2 separate regions of the Homo sapiens genome follow, and region 1 is linked to region 2. A link is an interaction called in ENCODE POLR2A ChIA-PET data of the cell type or tissue named here. Cell type or tissue: HepG2. All regions are shown on one strand. Links, peaks and the distances in the headings refer to the core of each region. The heading gives the core; the rest is flanking DNA. Region 1 overlaps QRSL1 (glutaminyl-tRNA amidotransferase subunit QRSL1). Region 2 overlaps LINC02532 (long intergenic non-protein coding RNA 2532).

Region 1 (10,856 bases), core at 221-8,220, 91 kb after region 2:
CTCACTGCTGGCAATCCTGGGAAAAGAAGGAAACCCAGTAGGTGATTAATTCTCCACCCTAATTAGCAGAGACCTCTTCCACTTTCCAGTGCTAATAAGTACAATACAGGATAAGGTTTAAAAAACAACCAAAAATATTATGCTATATAATGCTTTTGTACTATGTTTTGTTTACTTAACAATATATCTTGGAAATCATTCTGTATCAGTTCACAGAAACCTTCTTCATTCATTTCTTATTGCTGTATAGTACTCCATTACTTGGTTTTACCATAATTGAGTAAACCAGTCTTCTGTGGTTGGGTATTTAGATTGTTTTCAATATTTAGCTATTTTATACAATGCCCCAGAGAATTACTTTGTGTATGTATTTTTTTGGTATTCTTGAAATCTTCTTAGATGAGGAGGAGATTGCTTCATCAAACGACAAATGCATATGTAATTAGATATTGCAAAATTCCCCTGCAAAGAAGTTGTACCATTTTGAACTTCCACCTATAGCCTTGCAGACAGAGTGTGTTGTTCAGTTTTTGAATTTTTGGCAATCCATTAGATGAGAAATTAGCTCAGGGTAGTTTTAATTCCAGGTTTGGGCAGAGAAAGTACAAAATCCCAGACCATCTTGTTATACAATAAAACAAGTTTTCAAAAATTAAAATGGGGACAGTTTTAAAGGATACATATAACTTGAAGGGGCTCTTATTGGCCAAATTTAAGGCAATTTGACCATCAAAAACAATACTGACAGTAATTGCTTATAATACATTGAATTAAAGAAAAAAAGGAAGGCTCTTCTTTAGAGAATACTGCTAGCTAATAAATGTAGAAGGAATGACAGATTTAGTAAAGCCAGAATTTTGTAATTCTCTAGCTAATATTTCAAGGATGATCAATGAATGCTAAAACTGGGTTCAAGATAATTGGAAAATAGGATATTCACATGGTCTCAAAATATTACTCCAGAAATTGCTTAAAAAAATGATAAAAGGAAAAATGTACCTTTTTATAAGGAAACATCTAGCAGTTACTTCCTTAGCGAAGTGATCAACTTGGTTTCCAAAAGTGAGACAAACTGATATTAACTGTTTCCTGACATGAAGATTATGTAGTACTTCTACCAAAAATGTTTAACTCAACCCAATCATGAGGAAGCAATCTGACAAATCCTGATTATGGATGGGACATCTTACAGCACAAGTGGACTGGGCTCTTAACATTTTTTAAGTGCTAAAGATAAGAACTGTTGAACCAGAGTTCTACATCCAGCAAAAATAACCTTTAAAAATCAAAGGGAAATCAACACATTCTCAAAAGGAAAGCTATGATAATTTTTCATCAGCAGACCTACCCTAAAAGAAAGGCTAAAGAAATTTCTCTAAACAGAAGTGACAAAATAAAGAATCTTGGTACTTCAGGAAGGAAGAATGAACACAGTAAGCAAAAGTATAGGTAAATGTAATAGACTTTCCTTTTCCTCTTAAGTTTTCTACATTATGTTTGATGATTGAAACAAAAATTATAGCATAGCCTGATGTGGTTTTAAAGAAAAAAGAGAGGTGGGGTGATTGTTCTAGATTTTAAAAAGATACCATAAACCAATGTAATATATCAGGAGGAAAGACAACTTATAAAAGACACTTTTGGTAGAACTGAGAAAATTTGAATATAAACCATATTTAAATTATTCTTCAATCATGTTAGTTTTCTTAGGTATGACAATGGAATTGTGGTTCTGTAGGAAAATTTATCCTTATAAGATTTGTACAAAAGAATTTAGGGGTGAAGTGTCATGACATCTGAAACTTTCAAATGATTCAGGTAAAAACAAAGTTGTTTGTGTGGTGAGTGTGGGTGTGTAGAAAGAGGAAGAGAAGGGCAAAGCAAATATAATGTTAACAAGATTACATCCAGGTGAAGGGCATATCAGCATTCATTATACCACTTTTTCAGCTTTTCTGTGGGTTTAAAATTTTTCAAAATAAAAGTTAAAAAAAACTACTAAGTGTGTTGTGTTTGTGTGTGTGTGGTGAGAGTGCATGCAAGTGTACGGATATGGTTTGGATCTGTCTCCCCACACAAATCTCATGTTGAATTGTAATCCCCAATGTTGAAGGTGGGGCCTAGTGGAAGGCAACTGGATCATGGGGACGGTTTCTCATAAACGGTTTAACACCATTCCCCTTGGTGCTGTTCTCGTGATAGTGAGTGAGTTATCACAAGACCTGGTTGTTTTAAAAGTGTGTAGCACCTTCCCCCTTTCTCTCTTGCTTGGGCTGGGCCATGTAAGACATGGCTACTTCTCCTTCACCTTCCACTGTGAATTTAAGTTTCCTGAGGCATTCGCAGAAGTGGAAGCTGCTCAGCTTCCTGTACAGCCCGCAGAACTGTGAGCCAATTAAACCTCTTTTTTAAATTAAATTATCCAGTCTCAGGTATTTCTTTATAGCAGTGTGAGAACAGACTAATACATGTACACACACACTCACTCCTAAGCATTCCAAAAGGATAGACTTTTGCTTTTCGGAAACCATCTAGCTAGAATCTTAAGTTGAAGACCAGGGTACCTGCCTAAGAATTTGAAGAAAATCAGAATGTTCCTGAGGAATCCTCACCTGCCATATTTACAGCTTGTGTAAAAATATCATCCTGGGCACTTCGGGTTCTGTTGTCCTCTTTGATGAACTCCAAGTATGGTACTGCCTCACTCAAGGTGGTGGGAGTTAGCAAGACATCTACTCCAGAGTTAAAAGCATTTACAAAGTCATTAGCAATGAGGCGTCTCACTTTCTGTGCTTTGACAAAATAATTTTCATAGTTTCTGTGGGAAAAAAGTAGGTGATGTTTTTAAGGATTTTTTGTATTTTTCTTTTAATCAATTATCTTACATTAGGCTTGATAAAGAACCATTGGATTTCCATTTTCTGGCTGAATAAAAAGTTTGGCTTGCCTGTGTAATGCCCATTCCCTTCCCCCTGGCTCCCCAGTGGTGGGGCGTATATGAGAGAGGAGTGTTTTTCTATCATAGACGCCATAGGGGAAAGTTTGGGGATGAAGCAGAGCTTAAAGGCATTTCAATTAAGTTAGAAAACTGAAACAGACTGTTGAGAAATCTTTGCCACTTTTCCCACCCCAAAACAGCCTGGGGCCTGACATCTTCTGCCCTGGGCCCCTTTCTCTTGATGTGGAAAGTCTGAATGCAGTATTTATAGACTTCTAAGGTTTTAAAATCCTGCATCAGGAAGAAAACCAGAAATACTGGTTGGTTAAATAAAGAGTTTAGGCATTGTTTAGGGAAAAAAAAAAAAAAAGAACCACTGGATTCTTGGCTTTTATGAGGAGGCACCATTAAGATTCTTAACATAAAAATGAATTCTCTTCCACTGTGTTGCCACTCTAAAAGTTTGTATATATAAATTAATCAATCCGAATTCAGAATTCACTAGTAGATGCAATTCTACACTTATAATCTCAAAATATTAATAACTCCAGGGCCATCATTAAACCAGAATATTCATTGGTGAGGAAAGTAAAGTACACAGCAACAAATGGCTTTCTAAAGGTTACTAAGATAGACAGCGGTAGACTATGCAGTATTTGAATTTTGTATTTTACGGATAGGTATAGCCCAGGGGTAGAAATGTGAAATTCAAGAATGCTTATTTTACTAAAAAGACTAAAGAAAAAGCCAGACATAGGAGTAACCATAAATCAATGATACAAAGAAAAGGAAAAAAAATCCTTTAGATTCTTCTGAAGCTGTTAGGAGAGGCTAGCAAGAACTGTTCTAGGCCGGGCGCAGTGGCTCACGCCTGTAATCCCAGCACTTTGGGAGGCCGAGGTGGGTGGATCACCTGCGGCTGAGAGTTTAAGACCAGCCTGACCAACATGGAGAAACCCCATCTCTACTAAAAATACCAAATTAGCCGGGCGTGGTGGCTCATGCCTGTAATCCCAGCTACTCAGGAGGCTGAGGCAGGAGCATTGCTTGAACCTGGGAGGCGGAGGTTGTAGTGAGCTGGGATCGCTCCATTGCACTCCAGCGTGGAGAGCTGGAAACAAGAGCGGAACTCCGTCTCAAAAAAAAAAAAAAAAAAAAAAAAAAAAAAAAAAAGAACTAACCATTCTTTTCCACAACAGTTTCCACAACAGTAAAAATGGATATACCTGCTCCAGTTTTACTGAGGGCCAAATAAAATACGATAAAAACGTGAAATATGTTTTACTCTAAAAGAGTGGTACAGAAATATCATAGGTCCTTACTCTTATTTGACCACCAGGTCTACAGAGAGACCAATGCAGGCATCACATATAATTTACACACTGACAACACCTAAGTGGTTTAAACACCATATTCCAAAACCTGAATTTTATAAAGAACAAATACTGGCTGGGCCTGGTGGCTCATGTTGTAATCTCAGCACTTTGGGAGGCCGAGGCGTCGGATCACAAGGTCAGGAGTTCGAGACCAGCTTGACCAACATGGTGAAATCCTGACTCTACTAAAAATACAAAAAAATTTAGCCGGGCATGGTGGTGGGCGCCTGTAGTCCCAGCTACTGGGGAGGCTGAGGCAGGAGGAGAATCTCTTGAACCCAGGAGGTGGAGGATGCAGTGAGCCAAGATCGCGCCACTGCACTCCAGCCTGGCGACAGAGCAAGACTCCGTCTCAAAAAAAAACAAAACAAAACAAAACAAATACTTGTTTTCTATTAAATTTCTTCCTACTTTAAATATGGCTCAGAAGAAGAACTGCTTCCATCCAAGATAGAGTAATGGAGATGGGATTTACCCTGTGCTATGGTTTGAATGCTTGTCCCCTCCAAAACTCATGCTGAAATTTAACTGCCACTGAAACAGTATTAAGAGATGGGGCCTTTAAGAGGTGATTGGGCCATAACAACTCCACTCTTGAGTGGGATTGGTGCCATTCTAAGAGGGAAAGTTCAGCCCCCCATGTGCTTTCCCTTTCTCTCCCTCTTTTTCTCCCCACCCTTGCTTTCTGCCATGTGTGGACATAGCAAGAAGGCCCTCACCAGGTGCTGGCTTCTCAATGTTGGACCTCCCACCCAGCCTCCAGAACTGTGAGCCAGTAAATCTCCGTTCATTATAAATCACCCAGTCTCAGGCATTCTGTTATAGCAGCAAAAATGAACTAAGACTGCTTCTCAGAATAGGGGATTAAAAAAAAAAAAAGAACTAAGACACTCTGCCTTCTTAAACAACTAGAAAACTGGACAAAATATATGAAATGACCATTTTCAGGCATTAGGCAACAGACATTCAGGAGAAAAAGTTGTGAGAGAAGAGAAACAAATGAAGTAAGCCAGGCCAGGTGTGGTCCCTCATGCCTGTGGGGTGGCTGGGGGTAGGATTCCTTGAGCCCAGGAGCTTGAGACCAGCCTGGGCAACACAGGGAGATCCTGTCTCTACAAAAAAAACTACAGTAGTCCTAGCTTCACGGGGGGGGTGGGGAGTGTTGAGGGTTGCTGAGAAGAGCTTGAGCCTGGGAGGTCGAGGCTGCCAGTGAGCCATGGTCATGCCAATGCACTCCGGCTTGGGTGACCAAGTGAGGCCCTGTCTCCAAAAAAAGAAAAGAAAAGAAAATGAGATATGCCCTTTGATTTCCCCAGCTTAATGCCTAGGGGCAGTTTTCAGGCCTCATTCCAGAGAGGAAGCTAAACAGTATGTGGGGTGGGGGGTAAGTTAAAGGGACAGAGATCTGAAGTTCAAGGAGGCAAAGGCAGCTAGAATTTGCAAAGCAGGGTGCTGAATAGAAGGGAGTGGCACAAAGAGAGAGCTCAACAGATCTGCAGGGAGATTCCTTGAGTCTCTGGCTGAGTACTGATCTATGAGTGCATGAGAAGAAATTCCCAAGGCTGGGGAAACAATCCCCAAAGAGCAGTGGACTGAACAATTCCTAGAGCTCAAACAGGGACGGAAATAAGTTTGTGTTTCGAACAGCCAAAGCGAAAGACTCAAATATATGCAGCATCAAAGCATCACCTCAAAGTAAAGTAAAATTAGCCCTGGAATAAAGGCTGCTTTGGATTTATCTTAACAAAGCTTTAAAAGAAGCCTTGAAAAGAGCCAACAAATTCCAAGCACCTTTATTGCATCCTGGGAAAAAGCCCAACACTGTTTAAAGGAATATAACAAAAGTCTAGCAAATGACAATGTAAAATTCACAATATACAGACATGAAAAGCAGCAAAAAATATGACCCATAACCAGAGAGGGAAAAAGCATTAATACACACAGATGCAAAAATGATGGAATACTGAGTAGATAAGAACATTAAAACAGTTACTATAAATATGTTTTTTTTTTTTTTTGGAGACAGAGTCTCACTCCGTCACCCAGGCTGGGGTGCAGTGGCACAATCTTGGGTTACTGCAACCTCTGCCTCCCAGGTTCAAGTGATTCTTGTACCTTGGCCTCCCGAGTAGCTGGAATTACAGGCATACGCCTTCCCACCCAGCTAATTTTTGTATTTTTAGTAGAGACAGGGTCTTGTCATGTTGGCCAGGCTGGTCTCGAACTCCTGACCTCAAGTTATCCACCCGCCTTGGCCTCCCAAAGTGCTGGGATTACAGGTGTGAGCCACCGCACGCAGCCTAAATATGTTCTATATGTTCAAGAAGGTAGAAGAAAATATAAAATAATGAAGAAATTGAAGGGATAAGAAGACCTACATGGAACTTCTAGAGAAAAAAATATAATGTATAAAAAATGTACTGGAAAGAATCAACATAACAGAAAAAAAGATCAGTGATTCTGAAAACAGTAATGGAAACTAGCCAAAAGGAAGCAGAGAAGGAAAAAAGACTGGGGGAAAAAAAAAGAATGTAGTGTCTGTGAGCTGTGGGACAACATCAGGCAGATTAATATACATGTGAAGAGAGTCCCAGACAGATGGAGGACAGAAAAAATATTTGAGGAAATAATAGCCAAAATGTTCCAAATTTGATTAAAACTATAACCCAACAGATCAAAGCTGCTTAACAAACCCCTATGCAGAAGAAGAAATATGCAGAGAACCACACCAAGGCACATCACAGTCAAATTCCTGAAAACCAATGATAAAAAGAAAATCTTAAAATCAGAGGAAAAAAAGATACATCATATACAGAGGAATGACCATAAGAATGACAACAGACTTCTCAGAAACTATGTAAGCCAGAAGACAATGGACAAAACCTTTAAAGTACAGAAAGAAGAAGCAACCTATACTTTTTTTTTTTAAAGAGATGGGCTCTCGCTCTGTCGCTCAGGCTTAAGTGCAGCGGTGCGATTATAGCTCAGTGCAGGCTCTCACTCCTGGGCTCAAGCAATCCTCCCACCTCAGCCTCCTGAGTAGCTGTAACTACAGGAGTGTACCCTGTGCCCAGCTTAACCTACATTTTTAAACCCAGAGAAAATATCTTTCAAAATTAAAAGCAAAATAAAGAGTTCTACATATAAACCAAAGCTGAAAGAATTCACTGCCAACAGGACTACAAGAAATATTAAAGAAAGTTCTTCAAGTAAAAACAAAATTATACCAGATGGAAATTTATATCTCTAGAGCAGAGAGAAAAGCACCAGAAATACTAAATATGTAGGTAAATATAAATGACACTATTTTTCTCATTTTAGATCTTTTTAAGAGAAAAATTACTATTTAAAGAAAAAAAAGCAGAAGAAAAGGTTAAAAGAAAAAAGAACAGATGGGACAAACAGAAGATAAATAGCAAAAGGTAGATATAAATGTGTTACATAAGTAAATATTTATGTCAATTAAAAATAAACTCTTCCTGGCTGGGCATGGTGGCTCACGCCTGTAATCCCAGCACTTTGGGAGGCTGAGGTGGGCGGATCACGAGGTCAGGAGTTTGAGACCAGCCTGGCCAATATGGTGAAACCCCATCTCTACTAAAAATACAAAAATTAGCTGTGTGTGGTGGCGTGTGCCTGTAGTCCCAGCTACTCAGGATGCTGAGGCAGAAGAATTGCTTGAACCCAGGAGGCAGGGTTGCAGTGAGCTGAGATCGTGCCATTGCACTCCAGCCTGGGTGACAGAGTGAGACTCTGTCTCAAAAATAAATAAATAAACTCTTCCTGGCACATAAGTTGACTTTTTAAAATAAAAAAAGTATTCCGAATCCCATTTTTCCTATCACTTTTGTCTACCCAAGTTGACCCAACTTGGCACTGACTCAGGAGCTAGGGATACCAGCAGTAATTTTAACTTCCTTTTATCAGAACCCCCAAATGGTGATCATGAGGAATGCTTTCTGACTTCTCTCCTTCAATTTCTTTTTATGCTGTTACATTGACCTATATAATTCATCAACTTGTGCCCTGAGATAAACAATATGGTTCTAATCAGTAATATTTGGCAAAAGTAATATCTTTAGCTTAATAAATGTTTTCACTTAGAAAATTATTTCCTTTTGTTTTCCTACTCCAAAGTCATTACAAGCATCTGGTCAATATGGTAACAGTCTTTTAATCTGGAACATAACCAAATAGTATTCTTTTTTTTTTTTTGAGATGGAGTTTCACTCTGTTGCCCAGGCTAGAGTGCAGTGGCACGATCTTGGCTCACTGCAACCTCTGCCTCCCGGGTTCAAGTGATTCTCCTGCCTCAGTCTCTCGAGTTGCTGGGATTGCAGGTGCCCACCACCACGCCCAGCTAATTTTTGTATTTTTAGTAGAGACAGGCTTTCATCATGTTGGCCAGCTGGTCTCGAACTCCTAACCTCAGGTGATCTGCCCACCTCGGCCTTCCAAAGTGCTAGGATTACAGGCATGAGCCACTGGGCCCGGCCTCAAATAGTATTCTTAGAAAAAGTAATCCTGTGGCCTGGCATGGTGGCTCATGCCTGTAACACCTGCACTTTGGAGGTTGAGATGGGTGGATTGCTCGAACCCAGGAGTTGGAGATCAGCCTGGGCAACATGGCAGGATCCCGTCTCTACAGAAAATACAAAAATTAGCTGGGCATGGTGGTGCAAGCTTGTAGTTCCAGCTACTAGGGAGGCTGAGGTGGGAGGATCACTTAAGCTCAAGAGGTCAAGGCTGCGGTGAGCTGCGATCACTTCACTGCACTACAGCCTGGGTGACAGAGTGAGACCCTGTCTCAAAAATAAAAAGTAATTCTAACTATCGGCCCTGAGAGGATACGCAGATGAATAAAATGCCTTCTGCCCTTGAGGGCATGGAGAAAAACTCCAAGAAGCTCTTCATTACAATAACCAATCTTGCTTTTTCACACTTCTCATGTCCTCTTAGACACACTTGGTGGTATAGAAGATGAAGCCTGTTCACAAGATCGTGAATAAACTCATAATGAAGACAATTGAAGGAGGAGTCATAGTCATTCTGAATTCTTTTTTAGAGTAAAGACATACATAATACAAGGAAAAACTAAGTTGATTCAATACATTTTTCAAGAGACAATACAACTCTCTGCTTAAGGCTCTAACAGCAATAAACCAATGTGGTAATACCCAAAGGACATTTAATGAGATTAAAATCCTTAATGGCTTCCTACTTACATTCATTCCTTGGTGTCCGTTGGGGGTTTGGTACCAAGACCCCTGTGGATACCAAAATCTGAGGATATTCAAGTCTCATATAAAATGGTGTAGTATTTGCATAAAACCTATGCACACCTCCTGCACGTTTAAAATTATCCCTAGATTACTTGTAACATCTAATACAATGTAAATGCGAGGTAAATAGTTGTTACACTGTATTGCTTTTTAATTTGTATTACTTTTTATTGTTGGGTGTTATTTTTTATTTTTTGAATATTTTTGATTTGTGTTTGGTTGAATCCAAGGTTGCAAAACCCACAGATATGGAGGACTGCCTGTAATCTGTACCAATCATTTAGCTAAAGTACCAACATTTCTTTTGTTTTTGAATACCAGGACCCAAAAGTGCCATAAACAGGTCTTTTCTAATTCAAATCATAAAGATTTTGTTTCTTTACTAAATACCTTGACTTATAAGACCTGATAAGAGACATGTTACTTGAGGTTTCAAGAATGAAGAAAATTCCTAAATGAGTTGTCTTACTCTTTTAATAAGAAAAAGTTTCCTGAGAGAATTCTTCCTCTCACCACATCATTAAACCCTTCTCGTCTGGTTGCAGCATACATGGCTTCAGTGGACACATCAATGTCACATCTGTGACCTGAAAACAAGAAAAGGGTAAACATTACTTGAAAGGAAGTAAAGTCAGTAAAGTTTTGGCTAAAATCAGGCCTAGATTCACTTTTTTTTTTTTTTTTTTTGAGATGGAGTCTCACTCTGTCACCTAGGCTGGAGTGCAGTGGTGTAATCTCGGCTCACTGCAAGTTCTGCCTCCCTTGTCAAGTGATTCTCCTGCCTCGGCCTCCTGAGTAGCTTAGATTACAGGTATGCGCCACCATGCCTGGCTTATTTAGATTCACATTTTTGTCACCAATACTAAAGTTTAGGGAGTTGCCCTTAATGGTTTCTTTTCCCCATCTGCCTTTTGACTGATGGACTGGTCATGGAGAGAGAAGAAAAGAAAAGAACCAAGAAAGAAACTCCAATTGTTCACTCCCTCATTCATTCATTCAAACATTTATTGAGCTCTACATTAGCGGGACTGAGCATATGACAACAAGATACTATCCCTTCGAGTTATTCACAGTCCTGAGAAGCAAACCAAACATACACAAATATTTATGACAAATAGTGTAAGTACAAGTCTAAAATGACAAAGGTAAAATGATTCACTGATGAACTTTTCTGAATCACTAACATTATCTCAAGCATTAACTTTTTTGTCACTAATAAGTGAACTTTTCAAATGTTTGCGACAACTACCTTAAAAATAA
Region 2 (12,880 bases), core at 1,841-9,840:
AAGATTGCTTGAGCCCAGGAAGTCGAGGATGTTGTGAGCCGTGATGGTGCCACAGCACTTCAGCCTGGGTGACAAAGTGAGACCCTCTCTAAAAAATAAAACAACAACAACAAAAAAACCTGGCAGTTTGTATCAATTTTTAAATTGCATATAAAGTTTAATTCAATTTTGCTGTTAGAAACCTATTTTATAGAAATATTTATGTATTTGCTAAGAAATATATGTACGAGGATGTTCATTGCAGCATCATTTGCACTAAAAAATTTTTAAACAACCAAAAGATTCATATAAAACTACATGCTACTGCTCTTTTTATTTTTATATTTATTTATTTATTATTTTTTGCCACTCAGCTGAGTGAAAACTGTCATCTTGTTTTAATTTGAAACTCCTGGCCGGGTGTGGTGGCTCACGTCTGTAATCCCAGCACTTTGGGAGGCCAAGGTGGGCGGATCACATGAGATCAGGAGTTAAGAGACCAGCTTGACCAACACGGGGAAATCCCATCTCAACTAGCTGGGCGTAGTGGTGCACGCCTGTAGTCCCAGCTACTTGAGAGGTTGAGGCGGGAGAATCACTTGAAGCTGGGAGGCAGAGGCTTCAGTGAGCCGAGATCGCGCCACTGCACTCTATCCAGCCTGGACAACAGAGCGAGACTTGTAAAAGAAAGAGAGAGAGAGAGAGAGACCGAGAGAGAAAGAAAGAAAGAAAAGAAACTCCTTCCGTAGGAGCTAGAATTACACCTTTTTTTCTATAAGACTTTTCGCTATTTGTATTTCTTCTGGACCTAATCATCATGTTCTCCGCACAAAACATTTGAGTGGTTGGCCTTCTATGGCCAACCATAACCATTTTACAGGCAGTTTTACACAGTTGTGGGTATTACCCTTTATCTGTTGTTCTGCTGCTTGATCTTTGCAACACAGAACTGTTAGATTTCTGTGTAATCACATCTGTCACATTTTCCTTTAAGTCTTCCTGTCGTGTTTGGGAAGAGCTTTTCTACTTCCCATCCTGGTTTTATTCTTATTTTATTAGAATTGGGCTATACATATTAGTTTGTAAGTTGCTTCAAATTCTTTTTGAAAGAAGCAAGGGATACATAGATCCTATAAATAAATAAAAATGCTTGTGAGACATGAGAAATCATTTTTATTTATTCATAACCATCACATTTCTTGAAAAATATAATTCTTGCTGTGCTGTATATATTTTCAAGTGATGCTGGAAGGAGTATTACATTATAACCTTAAAGGATTATGAACACCAAAGGGAAAGGTGCTGTTTAAACACATTGCTAATAATATGTTTACACATTTTGAAACTGCTCAAATTACATTCACGTGGATCAGCAGCATGACTTGTATGACTTGTGTTGGCTTCCTCTGAGAAGGACGGAGAGTGAGAGGAGTTCAGATTATTATTGCCTGAGAAGTTGGTTAGGCAAGGAAGTCATTTACCTTGCTGTGGACAGAATAAAGAACTCACCATCCAGCAATTTATAGTTGATCACAGTTGTGTTGCCTAGTGGTGGGGTGCAAAAGGATGCAACGTATTTGGTTAAAAGACAAGCACAAATATCAGAGTATTTAGTAAGATCCAAAATTTAAGTTGATTTAGCATTCACAACAAAAATGAAGTCATTTGGAAAAAACAAAAATGAACAAAGAAATAAAAATGGAGATTTAGTCCACATGTCGTGGGTTGATGTTTCCTTGAAAAGAGTGGTCAGAATTTTTGAGCCTAAAGCAACCACGTATTAAAGTAATTTAACTAATGTAGACATGTTATCCGCTTACCACAAAGAAAATAAATTATAGCGGGCTCTAGACTGATGGCTAAAAAGCCAATTCTCCTAAAATGGAAGGATATTGATGGTGCTCACATTATGTAATCGGTACAGTATGTCAGTCCTAGTGGTCTGGCTAACCAAGGAAGGCTCTGGTTTCAAATGAAAGCACATTTAGTAAAATTCGGTATAATTTTTTCCTAGAACTACTTTGCTCAATTATGGCAAGATAGATTCTACTAATCACAGGCTGCAGAGACTTGGAGATTGAGCATGGTTTTTTGGATTGAAATACTTTTTATTTTGTGTTTGGTCTTCTGCAGTGCCTTAGGGGAGATGTGTCAGAGAGACTAACGTGGTTTCTTTCTTCTTTTATTTAAGAATTTAAGTGATCATGGAACTGGAACAAACTTCAGTGCCCATTTAGTCAATTGCCTTCATTTTATAGAAGAGGAAATTGAAGAATAAAGGTTGTGATTTTCCTAAGGTCATGTAATGAGTTCATGACAAAGCCTGGATTATACTTAGGTCTTCTGATAACCAGACCAGTTTTCTTTCCTTTGTAGAAAAATGCATGCTCCAGAAGTCCAGGCTGACCCAATACCGGGTAACTCAGACATTTTCATAATTTTTCTAGATATAAAGCTATGTTGAGTTATTTCCATTGAACAATGGAAATACTCTTCCGGGTAAATAATGGATCCAAAAACTAGATGTCTGAACCATGTGGTTAAGGTTTTTGCTATTTTTTTTCTTTTCTAGAGTAGACTTTGAGTCTTTGCTTCAGATGCAGATCAAGATGTGGCAACCTGTTGTGGAGAACTGGGTCCCTTGAGCCTGTGCTGTCTCTTTTTTTCTGGTGGCTTTGTCATTTGGAACAATGCATAATGGGCTGGAGGCTGAGAAACTCTGAGCTGAGGTAGGAGTGCCACCTAAGAGTGGGAAAGGTTGCCTAAATGCTGAATGGAGCACTTTAAAAGTTAGAATTTGCTATTTTCTTTTCTCTTATCTTTTTTTTTTTTTTTTTTTTGAGAGATGGAGTCTTGCTTTGTTGCCCAGGCTGCAGTGCAGTGGCACCATCATGGCTCACCGCAGCCTTGGCCTCGTGGGCTCAAGCTATTCTATTTCAGCCTCCCAAGTAGCTGGGAATACAGGTATGTGCCACCACCCTTGGCTATTTTTTTTTCTTTTTTTCGTTCTTGTTGCCCAGGCTGGAGTGCAATGGTGCGATCTCGGCTCACTGCAACCTCTGCCTCCCGGGTTCAAGTGATTCTCCTGCCTTAGCCTCCCAAGTAGCTGGGATTACAGACATGCGCCACCATGCCTGGCTAATTTTTTTTTTTTTTTTTTTTTTTTTTTTTTAGTAGAGACAGGGGTTTCTCCATGTTCGTCAGGCTGGTCTTGAACTCCTGACCTCAGGTGATCTGCCAGCCTCGGCCTCCCAAAGTGCTGGGATTACAGGTGTGAGCTACCGCGCCCAGCCTACCCTTGGCTATTTTTAAAGTTTTTTGTAGAGATGAGGTTTCACTATGTTGCCTGGGCTGGTCTTGAATTCCTGGCCCCAAGTGATCCTCCTGCCTCAGCCTCCCAAAGTGCTGAGATCATGGGTATTTTGATTTATGTATTTTGAAACCCATAATTTTTGTCCTCAAGTCTCAGACGTTTGCTTAGGCCTTTAGAAGCTCACACCTGAAAAAGAGTGCCATACCTGGGCTGTGATCTTCACCCCGTTCCACAGTCTCCACCTCCCACCACCTCCACCCAGGATCCCCTCACACAGGTTGTACCACACTGCAAGGGGATCCTAGAGTGATTCAGATATGCCAAAAATGACAAATTGAGAAATTTTGTGTGACCAGGTGTGGTGGCTCACACCTGTAATCCCAGCACTTTGAGAGGCCGAAGCAGGTGGGTCACAAGGTCAGGAGATTAAGACCATCCTGGCCAACATGGTGAAACCCCGTCTCTGCTAAAAAGATACAAAAATTAGCCGGGCGTGGTGGCACGTGCCTGTAGTCCCAGCTACTCGGGAGGCTGAGGCAAGAGAATCACTTGAACCCAGGAGGCAGAGAGGTTGCAGGGAGCCGAGATCGTGCCACTGCACTCCAGCCTGGGCGTGACAGAGTGAGACTCCATCTAAAAAAAATTTTAAAAAAAAGAAGAAATTTTGTGTCACGCAGTGTCATCTTATTCAAGTCCATTTGAGAAGCGGTGAGCAAATTGGCTAGGCCTTTATTGTTGATGTCAAATTCTCTTTCCTTGCTCACCCTATAGGTCCAGGCCAGTTTCCTTTCATCCTCCCAAAGCTATTAACACGATAGTGTGAATTTGATGCTGTTGAAGGCAGGCCTGTAGTGAACATGTGGCATTTCTTTGGCTACTCAACATCCATTCCTCCTTCCTGATGGCATCTCATTTCTTTTGGGGAATTACTTATTCCCATGGATGCAGCCTTAATGGGGTATAAATCCAGGCACCTGCTCCCCACCATGGAAGATTGTGAAGTGGCCAGATTCTGCTTCCTCCAGCCCTGAGGGTGGGCATGCGGCCTAAGCTCAACCAAATCTGATAAACACTTCTGGATCTTTGAACCTCGAACAGGTGACACAAGGATGACAGGAACAGTTATCAGGGAAGCACACTGATCGACTGAGCTGCCTGCTCCTGGCCTTCTGGATCCTCCTCAGTTCCTGCTTATCTCTAGGCCAGGCTCTCAACTCTGTCAATTCTGTGGGTACACAAATATCCTTTCATACGTTCCCACTTGATCATGCTATCAGGTTGGAGCAAAAGTAATTTCGAGTTTTGCCATTAGAAGGAATGGCATTACTTCTAATGGCAAAACCCACAATTACTTTTGCACCAACCTAATAGCTCAAGCTAGTCTCTATTACTGGCAACCAAGCATCCTGGTCTGAGCTCCCTTTCTGACTGGATCATCAGACATGGGCCTGCAGTATTGTCTTAACACCCTACTGGGAGTATTATCCTAGAATTAGCCTAAATTAGCCCTTTTCTCCACTGGTGACACCCTCCCACCACCCCCAGAATTGGCTTTCTTTTAGTTGGTACTGATACAAGATAAAACATATTTCTCTAGCTTTCTAGCCCCACAGTTTCTCGTTATTAAGATGAAACAAAACAAAAACTCATCAGAATTCTACTTCCACATCTGTCATGGATAGGAGGCCTCTATTCTCCTGCCGATGAGCCCCAGCTCAGGAATTTACCTCTCGTAGCAAAAGTACTGCAAAATTTTCTCTGCCAGAATAGCTAAAATTGAAAAGACTGACCCAATGTGGAGTGACTGCAACTGTCACGCATTTGCTGGTGGGAATGCAAAAGGATATAATCACTTTGAAAATCTATTTGGTGGTTTTTAAAAAAGTTATGTACATGTCTACTCTATGAAACAAGAATCCCACCGCTAGGTATAGTCCAAGAAAAATTAGTGCATATGTTCACAAAACCTTGTACAAGAATGTTCCAACAGATTTATTCAAAATAGGAAACAGCTTTTTGCAAAACTGGAAATAACTCAAGTGTTTATCAACAGAAAAATGGATTAAGACATTGTAGTAAATACATACCATGGAATACTAAGCAATAATAGAGAAGGACAGATGACTGATATGTGCAACAACATGCATGAATCTCAAAAATATTATATTGAGTCAAAAAGTCTGGGCTCCACATGGCTCCATTTACATGAAGCTCAAGAATAGGCAAAACTATTCTAGGGTAACAGAAGTCAGAAAAGTGGTTATTTTTGGAGTAATATTGACCAGAAAGAGATGCAGGGGCACTGGAAATATATTTAATCTAGGTGGTAGTTACATGAGTATATACATATGTAAAATGTATTAAGCTGTACATTTAAGATTTGTAGACTATTGTATGTATGTTTTAGTTAAATGAAGAAGATTAAAAAATGGAAAAATGACTATATGAACATCAGCAGTTCTATAATTTCAATGTATTTTGTTAATTCTCCACCCAGTCAAATTAGATTTATACTCCAACCCCATTGGGAAGGTTTGAAACCTTCGGCACTTTCCCCTCCATTCTTCGTTTGCATAGAGGCATTAGGAAGCAAATCTTTTCCCTTCTGGGAGTGCTTTTATGTTCAAAGGAAGACCATCAGGAAAAAGTAATGATTAACACAAAGGAATGACTAGGTTAATGGTAGGCTTTCAGGCACCAGTAGAGGAGGTATTTTGGGTCAAGGGAAGGGCAAGAGAATCTTCTGGAGTATGCCACACTAAATGGATAGAAATGAGTAGTAAGCTCTTAGTAGGCGCTGGATCCACTGGTACAACCAACAGCCTTTGCTGTTTCACTCCTGTGATGGAAAAATCAACCTACTTGTTTCCAACGGACAGGAGGAAGGGTTTGTCTTCTGGGACCAGTATTTCCCCTTAAAGCTGGCAGTGAGGATGAGAGAATTACCTGGGGCACAGCAAGCAGCTTTCCCCACCCCTCCCCACTACCCCCCCGCCACCCCGTGTTCAGTATCAGAGCAGAGAGTAGGAAAAGGAGAGGTGAGCTCAGGAAACACTGACGTAGGGTGCAAGTGGAAAAGTACAGGAGAAAAGGAATACAGGGAAGCACCCGAGGGGGAGCAGGCAGGAGACACAGCAGAGGGATGGAGAGTCCAGCGGAAAGCACCATGAAAACAGACAGAGGTTAGGGTTACCTAATAGAGATTTGAATGAATTACACCATCACCCTATGACTCTCATCAAGGACCCTGGTGCTGACAGAGAAAGTCTTCTCTTTTATTGTCCAAATCCTGGCCACCCTTCAAGACCCATTTCAAATACCACCTCAGGCTCAGGAATAAGGATTTCTGGTATTTTGGCGGCATCCCTGGTTTGTAGGGATGAGGAAGAATTTGGTACCAGAAGTTGACAGACCTTGGCCTGAGTGGGTGCGAGTGGTCCAAGGTCCAGTCTTCAGGGCCCACAGCAATCTGTCCCCCTGCTGGGGCATAGAGGCAGGCAGTTCCAGCAGCAAACAGTAGCTGAAACAGTATGAAAGCTTTTGTCAGGGTGGTTCTGGGCGACCACTCCTTTAGAGCAGGAACCTGCCTAGGGGTATGAAACTAGGTTCAGGTGCCTGAGGTAAGATGCAGACAAGAGAAAGGCAGGGTGTCAGGGCCCCAGCCTGGGTCAGGAATGTGAGTCAGATCCCAGTCACGCAGGCCAAGTCAATCCACCAGTCATGGCTGAGGGAAGGCAGGAATTCTGTGGGTCTCCAGGTGTTAGAGGCCCAGTGGATGATGCTGCATCCATGAACTATCAAAAAACGCTTGATTCAGCCTGACCAGCTGCTAGATTGGCAAGGCTAAAGTCATTCTGGCCAGAGCTCAAGAACTAGGTGTGGCTTAGCTTGAGGGCAAATGGTGCTGTGAGCTGCAGCTGCTCCTGGTTGGGGAGGCAGGGGCTGGACCTCCTCCTGCCCTCCCCATGATACGTGTTGGCACCTCTCCTCACTTAGTCTACATGCTTTTACTGTAAACCACCTCCGCAGCACGAAGCACAGGGCCAGGCACACGCAGGAAATGAGAATTCAGTTGGATGGATGCAATTGCATGTAGCTCCTTGGCAGTGCAGGCCTCGGTGTGCGCTAAGCTCTGTAACCCAGCCCTTTCCCATCGTACTGATAGCACTGATCAGGACCCCTTTTCCTCTGTGTGCAGTAGAAGGTAGAAACAGCCACTCTCCATTCTTGCTGGGAGGTAGCCTGGGACCAGTAAAGAAATGGAGGACAGTACTTTATAATCCACATGTACCTTCCCCTGCCATCTTAGCGTCTATTCCTTCTGTCTTTTTGCCCCCAACATCAGCGGAAAAACTTAATCTGGTTGCCATGGAGACCAGCCACCGACTCTAGAGTGCCTGTTTATTAAAGATGAAAGTAATATATGCCTGGTTAATCTGAGCAGCTGTCAGAGAGAGATTCGGCTATTAGTAAATGAAGGCACTAATTTTGAGGCATGATCACTCATTTAAGAGAGAGAGAGACAGGCTCTGCTCCATCTTCTGAGTGGAGCTGGGTAGTGGGGATAAGATCTGCCCTAGGCAAGCATTTCTTGTTCAGGTTTTTATGTTTATTTTATGATGATTATGGTAACTGTACTTCTTTTTCCCCTTATTTCCTACTGAAAATATATAGCCTTTCAGTAGTGTGATAGATTAATTAGGCTTTGTGGGCAGGCCCAGGAAACCCAAGCCCTCCTATGACGTCGTTTCCTTTGGAAAATGCATTCTGGATTCCAAGCCACCTACTTACAAATGAGGTTGTCTGTTTATTCATTCAACAGTCTCCACCAGGTGTGTGAGAGGAAAAGAGGTGGTGCTGAGCCACACGGAGGACTTGATGTGTTTTCTGTGTGCTTAGACAGGTGGGGGAGAAGCCGTCACCTTCCAAGGGAGTCCATCAGTTAGCTGGGAATGGTGATGACTTGTGTGATCTTTAAAAAATCAGTCCATTTGTTTTTACTTTTTGTTCTTTTCATTTGTTCAATAGTAAAATCTGAGAGAAAATGTGAATTCTGAGATTCATTATATTGATTCACCAAGTACTTTCTAAATTCAGCTAAGTAGCCTGCGTTAATCCCTGCTGGGTTATGAAGGAGAGCACACTCCTTCCCCGCACTGCAGTGCGTTGGGACGAGCAAACCACCTGGGAGTGGTGCAGGGAGGCTGCTGGCAGCTGGCCCTCAAGTGCAGAAACAAGGTTCCAGTCCCAGTGATCTCGTCATAGTCCAGCCAAGTCTCTCACCCTTTCTGACCTCAGTTTCCTCAACTGAAAATGAAGGAAAGAGCAAGCTAATCTTTTCCAATTCAAAATATTCTTTTGTTCTTGAAGGAGACTGTCAGTGCAGAAAGGGCTCCTAACCTGGAACAGCTGGGCAAGGGTTAACCCTGGTATAGGTTACCGTTAAGCAAGTACATCCTGTGCCTCTGGTCAAAGATGTCTCAGGCCAAAGCAGGTACTTGTCTCTAGTTAGTCTCTCTGCATCAGCACCAGGCCTTCACCCTAGTCCATGAGAAGGAAGACATATGCAGCTAAGGAATAGGAAGTGGATATTGTCAGTGCCTTCAAGACATGATGCATCCAGAACCCGGATCAGCCAGGAGCTGCAGAAAAGAAGCTTCAGGGCAGCAGGCCTCAGAACTGCTGCTAGCCAGTCCCCTGAAGCATTTGTTTCTCACCCTCTTCGTGCCTAGGGCAAGTAGAGCTGCAGCTGTCTGGCGCCACTGTAATGCTGTCTCCTCCTCTGAGTGAGTTCATCCTGGAAACATTTTCTCCCATAAGACATGCACAGGTCTTACGTTTACATGTTTCACTGAAAGAAATTTGATTCCACTGCTGGGATGACAAGGTAGGTCATAAATGAACACTTTTTAAGCACATCTTTAAAAAAATAATTTATTCCAATTGTACAAAACAATAGGGGAAAGGAAATAATATTGATTTGTTTATCCATTCATTGGTTTAACAATTACCTATTGTAGGCACTTACTATGAGCCAGGGATGGTTCTAAGTATAAACCTGCCCTGGAGGATCACATATTAATTTTTCTTACAACCAGCTTTATTGAGGTATACTTGCTATACAATAAAATTCACTCATTTTAAGTGTAAAGTTTGATGCATTTTGACAAATGCACGGGGTAGTATAACCACTACTAGGATCAAGATAGAGAATATTTACATCACCCTGAAAAGATTGCTTGCACTGCTTGTAGTCAATCTCCTACCCTCCCCCCAGCTACTGGCAACCACTGATCTGCTTTCTGTCACTATAGTTTTGCCTTTTCTAACATGTCATATAAGAAGCATATATTTTAGCAGTGAATACAACCAAATGAGTAAATAGACATTTGCATTCCCAAGTGAGGCAAGAGCTTTGAAATGGGACATACAGGCTGTGCTATGGAAGCATGTAAGCTAAGTTGGAAAGAGGCTTCTAAGCTGAGATCTGAAGGGGCAGTAGCAGTTTTCTAGGCGAAGAGTGAGAGTAAAGAGTGTTCCATGCTGTGAGGCTACTATATGCAAAGGCCAAGAGGAGACAGACCGCAAGGCAGATTCATCTGGGACCTACAAGTTTTCACAGCTCAAGGATGGAGTAGGAGAGGGTAGGAGTGGTTAGTCAAGACTTTGAAGAGATAAACCAGTTCAAACAAAGAAGTTCTTTCTAAGCATTGTTTGACCTTTATTCCCAGTAGGGAGCTATGGAAGGATCTTCAGCAGAAAACTGATGGGTTCAGATTTGCATTTTAGAAGGATCACTCTCTTGCATGTAGGGAACAGATGGAGGGCAAGGCAGGAGGTAGGGCCCCCCATTAAGAGGCTGGTGCAGTGATCCAGATGAGAGATGCTCAGAGCCGCCACCAGGGGAGGGCAGGCAGTGAAAATGAAGAGAAGTGGATAAATATTTGAGAAATGTAGGAAGCAGCAGTAACAGGAATTAGTAACTAACTGGATAGCGGAGAGGATGCGAGAGAAAGGCCTCACGGAGGATTCTTTGGTTTCTAGCTTGGACACCTGGGTGGAAGATGGTGGCATCAATAAGATAGCAACTTCAGTGGAGCAGGGTTGGAGGGGTAGGGAGAAGAGACAATAGGTTCTGTTTTAGACATGTTGAATTTGGGGGTGTCTAAGAAAATGATGTCCAGCAGACAGTTGGGTGTTCAGGTCTCAGGAAAGAGCTCTCCACGGAGCTTATTCTTTTCTAGTCTCTGTAAACAAGCTTCCAGGCTCTTTCATAAAATTTCCTTGCAAAAAAATCAAAGGATTTGTCCTGTCAAGTGGAATGTTTTTCATATGAAGGGGATTGGCTTCTTGTGTAGTTTAGTCTAGAGAGATTTGTTTCCATGCTACAAACCTTTGAAAAACCGGGAAAAAAGTAGTGATGTCCAACTTTAGTGACATCTCCTCTTCTTCCTCAATACAATCAATCCATTGACATAATAATGTTGAATATCTTGCAGATGAGGAAAGAAAAATGGAGTCAAATGAGCACACCGAGGCCAACCAGATCTGAGCTTTCTAATCTTAAATTGCCTGGGGGTGTGGATGTTATGTGTCTACTGACATGGACAGATTGTGTATGGTTGCCTTTATAAAATGAAGCCCATAGAAATGTTTCAGTAAATACAGTCCTCCAAGTGAACTAAATGTCAAAGGAAAATCTTTTCCTTGCCATCCTCCTTTTCTCTTTTAAACGGAAAGATCCTAAAGAAGCTGTATTAGTGCCCTCAAGAGAAACAGAAGCAATAGGATATATAGATCTATATATTGGATCCTATATCTAGGAATAGGATATATAGATGTATATATCCTATATATAGATCTGTCCTATTGATCTATAGATCTATATAGATATATATCTTATATCAATATATAGGATATATAGAGAGGTACACACATAGGCCTGATGTATATACATAGGTCTGATGTCTGAGGCCAGAAGATAGATGCCCCAGCTCAAGAAGGGAGCACATTCACCCTTACTCTGCCTTTTGACGCTACTTGGGTTCTCCATGGATTAGATGGTGCTCACCCACATTGGTGAGGGCAGGTGTTCTTTATGCAGCTACCCTCATGACACACCCAGAAATAATGTTTTACCAGCTGTCTGGGCAAGCCCTTGGCCCAGTCAAATTGACACATAAAGGTAGCCATCATAGAAACTCATTTCAATGTTGTTTTGTTTTATTACAGGAAGACTGAAGAAACCTAATCCTAGGTGCTGCCACTGGGACAAACAAGAAGCACCAGACACAGTGCTGTTTTAGGGTGGGGCAGAATTATGCTGAGGGAAAAGTTATTATCACTCTTTAAGGCCAAGGAAACCACAATTTTTAAAGAAGCTTCTAGAAATTCTACCCAGTAGAAAATAAAGATAAACTTCTGTAAGGAATTTCATTCTTTTCAGAATTCGCAATCTGAAATGTAGAAGCCCATTCCTTCATGGTTCTCATAGATATTTAGTGTGACTGAGGGGTCAGTGGACTCATAGCACTCAGGCCAGGCTTCTCCTGAGTCCCTTTCTTTGGCACAGAGGGAGTGATTCACAGATCCTCTACCCCCAAAGGCATTGTTTCCTCATCTCAACAAGAATCCAGCACCCGTCATTTTATCAGCACACGTCACTAGCTTCTCAAGTGAGACTACTCTGAAGTGATCTGTGTTTGAAGAATGCCTTTCCCTTTCCCTTACGTAACTAAGAGGATGAAAAAGGACACTCACTCCCTATATGAAAGCTGTGTATTGTAAGCAGTCATCTTGCCTGGCTGAGAACTCTAGGATCTTTTTCTCTGCTCTCCTTTAGGCTGACACTCATAGCCAGACCTTCTGTTTATTAGCCCCCTGAATCTATTTGAAAATATTTTTGCTTTCATTATAATATAAGTCACATTCTTCTTGCATCTGCCGCTGCATTTTCCAAAAGGGTTATGTCAAGGGAAATTCAACACTCACTTTTCTCATTATTTGCTTACCAGCTTGCTCACTCATCAAAATACCAGAGTTATTTGATACTTCAGAAGATTATTTCCCCCTTTAGATGATGTGTCAAGGGAAGGGGAGCTGGCCCCAGTATCAGGTGACAGAATTTTCTTCGCATTTCTACTGTTGACTCAATAAATGCCCTTGGGCAAGTCATGGAGCCTCTTCATACTTTGGTCTCTAGGGATAAAATCTGCCAACCGCAGCATGTGTATTTGAACCTCAGTGTCCTCTGGAATAAAAATAGGAGGGGACCAGGTGTCCATGTGACCCCAAGCTGATGGGAAGAGGATGACCATAGGACTTCAAAATGTCCTTGAGCTGTAAATTCTGTAATAGGGTCAGGCCCACCAGTGGCCTTCAGGCATTTGTCCAGTGGTGTATGGATAAGTTCTAGCACTTGAGTTTTTTCAGCACAAAGGAGGCACTATGTCAACCTCCCACCCATGGGTATTCTGTTTGCTCTGTGTCCCCGCTTCTCTGCATTTCCCTGCCATATTACTCACCACTGGTCGTAATTACTTGCTTGATCACTTGTCTCCTGGTCTGTAAGCTGTTTGAGGGAGGGGA

Evidence for each region. ChIA-PET counts read pairs that join two places held together with the same protein. Peaks named below come from ENCODE experiments on the same cell type or tissue, not always from the same donor. Only the 100,000 strongest peaks of a DNase experiment are listed, where the experiment ranks them.
Region 1: POLR2A ChIA-PET joins it to region 2 with 10 read pairs; 2 of 35 experiments call an interaction of 5 or more read pairs at or near these places.

What each region holds. Positions count from the first base shown.
Region 1 is chr6:106,654,942-106,665,797 of GRCh38, reverse strand. QRSL1 (glutaminyl-tRNA amidotransferase subunit QRSL1) reads right to left here. Exons shown (of 11, transcript NM_018292.5): 9 at 10,066-10,183; 10 at 2,613-2,818; 11 at 1-16. Among named protein-coding and RNA genes, the nearest start is that of QRSL1, 31 kb to the right of the region's middle. In HepG2, for the core only: no CTCF peak of the experiment used is centred there; no DNase peak of the experiment used is centred there.
Region 2 is chr6:106,745,933-106,758,812 of GRCh38, reverse strand. The region is part of intron 1 of LINC02532 (long intergenic non-protein coding RNA 2532); the gene reads left to right. Among named protein-coding and RNA genes, the nearest start is that of MIR587, 32 kb to the left of the region's middle. RefSeq lists an enhancer at 9,541-10,466. In HepG2, for the core only: no CTCF peak of the experiment used is centred there; a DNase peak (open chromatin) is centred at 5,962.